Regions from separate parts of the Homo sapiens genome. Here region 2 is linked to region 1. A link is a contact called in ENCODE Hi-C data. All regions are on one chromosome and are shown on one strand. Each heading gives the region's core, a stretch centred on a gene start or an enhancer-like site at or near the end of the contact. The rest is flanking DNA. Distances are from core to core; before and after follow the strand shown. Region 1 has its middle 39 kb from the start of CTNNB1. Region 2 has its middle 82 kb from the start of CTNNB1.

Region 1 (2,700 bases), core at 184-2,683:
ACTGGACTCAGAGCCACTGGTCTGGTCGCACAGCCAGGAGGGTATGAGGAAGGCTGGAACTCTGCCCATCTCCACTAGATTAGCCCAGAGGAAGGGATGCCTTTCTGGAATTCGTTCACCCAGAGGGGATCATCTTATTTTAATTCATAGAAAGATATGTACTGTGGTGGCCCTGGATGGATCCTCTACACTCTGTTGCATTGCATCATAGTATTCCATTTTGTGGGTATAGTGTATTTTATGTATCCATTCCCACAACTGGACACTTGAGTTGTTTTTAGTTGCTCATGATCACAGACAAAGCTGCAATGAATAGCCCTGTACATGTGTCTGAGTACACATGTGCAAGCATTTCTCCTAAGAAGTAGTGGGATTACTGGTCATAGGGATGCACATATTAAATTCTACCAGCGAAATTGCCCTCTGAGGGTCCTACCAATGCACAGTCCCACCAGTAGTATACAACAATGCTCATTTCCATCATCCTTGCCACCACTTGCTGTCAGACTAGACTTTTTTTCTAATTGTCTTCTGTCTTAGTGTATTTGGGCTGCTGTAACAAAATACCATGAACCAGGTGACTTACAAACAACAAAAATCTATTCTTCACAGTTCTGGAGACTGGGAAGCCCAAGATCAAGGTGCTGGCAAATTTGGTGTCTGATGAGGGCCTGCTTCCTGGTTCATAGATGGTGCCTTTTTATTGTGTTCTCACATGGTGGAAGGGGCTAGCTAGCTTTCTGAGGCCTCTTTTATAAAGGCACTGATCTCATTCCTGAAGGCTCTGTCCTTGTGAACTAATCACCTCCCAAATGCCCCACTTCCTAATACCATTACCTTGGTAATTAGGTTTCAACATATAAATATTGGAAGGACACAAACATTCAGACCACAGTATCTTCCCCCTTCTTAATGTACCCCTGGTTGACTCTATTGCTCTGGGGTTGTTCCCAACCTATTGTTTTATTTTGTTCCTGGTTTCCTTATTATCTTGATCTCACCCTTGGCTCGCTGGGCACCCAATCTTCCCGTTCCTTGGTCCACCTGCTCTGACAAAGATCATCTGCTCTCATTTTAGCCTGTATTCTAGGTGGCAAGTGGGCTGGAGAACAATACTGCTTCCAACTGGCTGTGTGACCATGAGCCAGTCACTAGGATGGGGCCTCAGTTTTTCCACATGAACCATAAAGGAACTGGGTTACAGGAACTCCAGGATCCGAGTTCTCAAGTTCTGACTTGAGTAGGACTAAAAATTTTTATTTTAAAGAGACACTTGTCCTCATGGGCACTAACCACTGTTCTGGTCTGTTTAAAACATTCACTGTGAGCACATACAGACATGAGTCATTTGAAGAGGTAATGGGTAGGTATGACTTTTATTGCTCCCATAAATTATGTCACCATTCATTTCTGTGTTTTCATGGGTGGGGTTGGGTGACATCAGAGAAAGGACTTCTCGGTCTGCTCAAGCTCTCAATCAGCTACCAAACATTTCTTGAATAAATCAGGCCCACTTCCAACTCTGCCTCCTTCCACTTCCTTCTTATCTTCAGGCCACATCTTCCTTATCCATTCAGGAAATATTTATTGAGCACCTACAACATCCCCTACTGCATGGCCACTTTTGGAGAAAGTGAGAGTGGAAGGTGGATTAAAAATACAGGGTGGTGGAAAGTGCTTTTACGAGCTGCCAACTCTCATGGTTTAGTTCAGTGTTGTTTAATAGAACTGTCTGTGATGATGGAAATGTTCTGTAAAATCTGTGCTGTCCAATATGGACAAACTATAAGTGGCCATTGACCAGTTGCTGTGGAAAGTGTGGTTTGGGATCCCTGAATATAAGTAAGCAGTACAGGGCTGGGGGTGCTTTGCAGCAGATGCCCTAGAAATCAGTTCTCACAATCCTCTCTTTGAAGCCTCAGTCTCTTAATCTGTAGAAAATTGTTTTGAGGATCAAAGCACATAGTGTATAGGTTTTAGTACAGGGCCTAGCTCATCATAGGTGTTCAATCAAGGAGTACTTCCTTTCCTTCTTGTAAAGACCTGGTTCTCAGGACTCCTGCCTGCTTAGGACAAGTAAAAGCTTCCATCTCAAGAGGCAGGACTTCAGGAGCAGAGCCTGTGCCTCTGGGAGGGCAGGCTGAAGAGGCCACTTCCTCCCACAAAGGCTTCCAGTGCTTTAGACTCTGATTCACTCAGGTGAGTTGCACAACTTTATGGATGCCACAAATCATATCACTCTCATTCTGGGGATTTTTCAAGTGTGGGAATTTGCCTCCCCCACTACCGCCTACCTAGACAGGTGCTAGAATATAATAGGTGCTCAGTAAATAATGTGGGTGGATTAATCACCCAAAGTTGAGTGGAAGCCAACAGTCATGGGTTGTAGACTCTCCCATCTCTGCCTCTCCAGGAAAAAGCAAGGACTCTGGGGTAGCAAGCTAGGGTTTGAGGCTCAGTTATGCCTGTTACTTGGCTCTTTTATCTTGGCAAGTGCTGACTCTGCTCGGTTTCTTGGTGTTCTCCTCTGTCCAGTGGTAGAATTGTGTGACCTGACTCTCTCTCTCTCTCTATATATATGTAGGCTGCTTTTTCTGGGCAGGTCCTGAGGCTGAGTATAGGCTTTAAATACACATTTCTTCTCAGATTGAGGTTTGTCCAGGCTGATCACTCATCCTCCTGCTCTGCCCATCCCCCCAA
Region 2 (2,700 bases), core at 172-2,671, 42 kb after region 1:
TTCGAACTCTAATCTCCTGAGGGCACTAGCCCAAGGCAGGGGCTGTGTGGTTGGAGCAGCTCCTCCCAGATCACGTGAGTGGAGGGGACGTGAAGGGCTGTGTCACCAAGGTGTTAGCACTTCACAAACGAGGGGCTATTTATCATCCACTGGTTGGGGTTTGGGTTTCCTAGAGACCACTCAGACAACTTGCTGGTGTTTCCACAGTGATGTAGTTTGGATATTTGTCTCCACCCAAATCTCATGTTGAATTATAATCCCCAGTGCTGGAGGTGGGGCTAGTGGGAGGTGTTTGGGTCACGGGGGCGGATCTCTCATGGCTTGGTGTAGTCTTTACGATAGTGGTGAGCTCTTGTGAGATGTGGTTGTTTAAAAGTATGTGGGACCTCTCCCCTAGCACTCTCTCTCTCTTGCTCCTGCTCTCACCATGTGACGTGCCTGCTCTTGCTTTGCCTTCTGCCATGAGTAAAAGCCTCCTCAGCCTCCTCAGAAGCAGATGCTGCCATGCTTCCTGGACAGCCTGCAGAACTGTGAATCAATTAAACCTCTTTTCTTTATAAATTACCCAGTCTCAGGTATTTCTTTATAGCAATGCACGAATTGCCTAGTACACACAGAGACTGGCAGGAGCTACCTTAGGTAACAAACAACAGAAAAACAAGAAAACAGTGGGAAAAGAATATGCACAGTAACTTTTGCACGTTGACGGACATACTTTGAGAATTAACAACCCAAATCGAGTGAAAAGCCTTTAAAGCAAAGTATGGGCATGGAGAGAACTGACCTGGCTGACTCTGACCCTTCTCAAACTCTGATCTGTGACGTGGATGCAGGCAATAGAAACATGGAGTGTGGCTGCCTCTGACCCCAAGGAGAGTGACCCTGGGGTCTTAAGAGAGGAGTTGTGGTGTCTGGAAAGAGTCTGATCATTGGAGGAGACAGGCTAGGGTGGAGTCCCTGCTCCCCATGCTCTAATTGTGTTTACCCTGAGAAAAAGATTTAACTTCTCTGAACCTCAGTTTCCCCATCTGTAAAAGGGAGGCCATAAAACCCCACAGAATTGTCATGAAGATTAAAAACAACATAATGCCTGTCTGGCAGCTAGTATCAGTCAGGCTTCCTTTTCTCTTTTCTTTGTCCTTTCAGGGAGCCGTACCCTTGGCCTGACTGAGGCCAGGTTTAGGGGAAAAGGAAGCGTGTCTCAAGTGCCCCGGCCACAAGGTCAGGCATTGGGTTGGCCGACTACCCCAGCTCCCCACATGCAGCCAGTCTGCGTCAGTGGGCGTGGGAAAGAGACGTAAACGCTGAAGGGCACTAAACACGAGTTAGACATGCCATTCCGCACCACCAACACATTTCAAAAGTGCACATCACAAGGCTCTTGTTGAAGCCCTGGCGGCCAGCCAGGGTCAGACCACAAAAGGAAGTTGTTTCCTCGCTGGAGCTGCTGGGCGGCTGGGCGTGGTCAGAGCGCCACATCATTGCAGAATGCAGGGCTCTTTGGTGACTTCCTGTCCTCCCATCCATTTTTTTCTCCTATGGGCCCTGCTGCACTGCCCTGGTAATGCCCCAGCCAGCCAGAAAAGTCAGCATTCACCTGACCTTTCCCTATGTCACAGAAATGGAAGGTCTGTGATATTCACATGGGCCCTGTTGCAGTGGCCACCACAGCCTTCCAGGCCTCTACCTTGGCTTTTTCTCCCCTTGGAGTATAAGGAAACGGTTATTTTATCCACAGTTGGTAGCAATCACATTTCGTCTGTATCATTGAGGTCTGAAAGGCAGCCACGGGCCCCAGAGGTGGCAGAAGGTCTGTGATGCAGCTGGAGTAAGTCAGGCCTCGTTCCCAGCAGACAATCTGCAAATATTTATTGAGGGTCTGCTCTGCACCCAGGGCTGCGGGGCACACAGAGACGCCCCGTGTGAGACAAGGAGCTTGTGTTCTGACTGGGAAGGCCAGACTGACACACAGGAAACCAGGGGGTCCTGTTGACCCTGAGCTATGCTTTTAATGCACGATTGTGTGGTAAGGTGTAGGCCAAATACCAAGACATTGGTCTTAGGCTCCGTGATCTGGTGCATTCTCAGAATCTGGAGAAGATTGTAGAAGTTAATCTTGTTTTGCCCAGGGGCTTTCCTCCAAGCAGCACTAAATCCACTAAATCCCCACATGGTCTCTAGCCCCTTTTCTCTCATTGGTCTTTTTGCCCTTTATCTTTAACTCCACTTAAGTTTTATTCCTTCAAACTAAGACTATAAACATTCAGAAATTGTTTGCACTTATCAATTAGTCCTCAAAAATACCTTGCAAGGGACGTCCTGCTATTTTTCTTTTCCAGAGGAGGAAACAGGCTGAATGTGATAAGTGGCACAGCCAGGATCACAAAGAGGGTTGATCTGTCCTGTGTGGTCCCTAACTCTTAGGGTTCTCATAGGTGGGGTAGAACTGGAAAAGATGCTGGCAGAGTCAGCTCTGTGCTTGGGCTTGCAAGAATGTCAGTCCATGGAAGCAGGATCCTCAAATATCACATAAATAGACTCTAAATCCTAAGAAATGAAAAAAATGAAACTAAATTCACAATTCCTATATGCCTACCCACCTGAGATAGCTACCTATTTGGATAAATACCTATATATACTTTTGCATGCATTGAAATATTGTGACTCAAGTAATGGGACAGTAGAAAGTGCTTTTTAATT

What was found. A loop is a pair of places that touch in the nucleus more often than their neighbours do. Pooled maps may share reads with other maps.
Region 2: a loop to region 1 is called in a pooled map, with 4 times the contacts of the local background. The contact joins two enhancer-like sites. A Hi-C loop is called at or near these places in 2 of 168 maps with a recorded cell type or tissue (Caco-2 and posterior vena cava) and 7 of 50 pooled maps.

What each region holds. Positions count from the first base shown.
Region 1 is chr3:41,158,689-41,161,388 of GRCh38, reverse strand. No RefSeq gene overlaps it. Among named protein-coding and RNA genes, the nearest start is that of CTNNB1, 39 kb to the left of the region's middle. Within about 2 kb of position 1,433, at least 6 of the 41 ENCODE cell types and tissues checked have a DNase peak (open chromatin) inside an H3K27ac peak, as active enhancers do.
Region 2 is chr3:41,116,277-41,118,976 of GRCh38, reverse strand. No RefSeq gene overlaps it. Among named protein-coding and RNA genes, the nearest start is that of CTNNB1, 82 kb to the left of the region's middle. RefSeq lists an enhancer at 1,295-1,424. Within about 2 kb of position 1,421, at least 13 of the 41 ENCODE cell types and tissues checked have a DNase peak (open chromatin) inside an H3K27ac peak, as active enhancers do.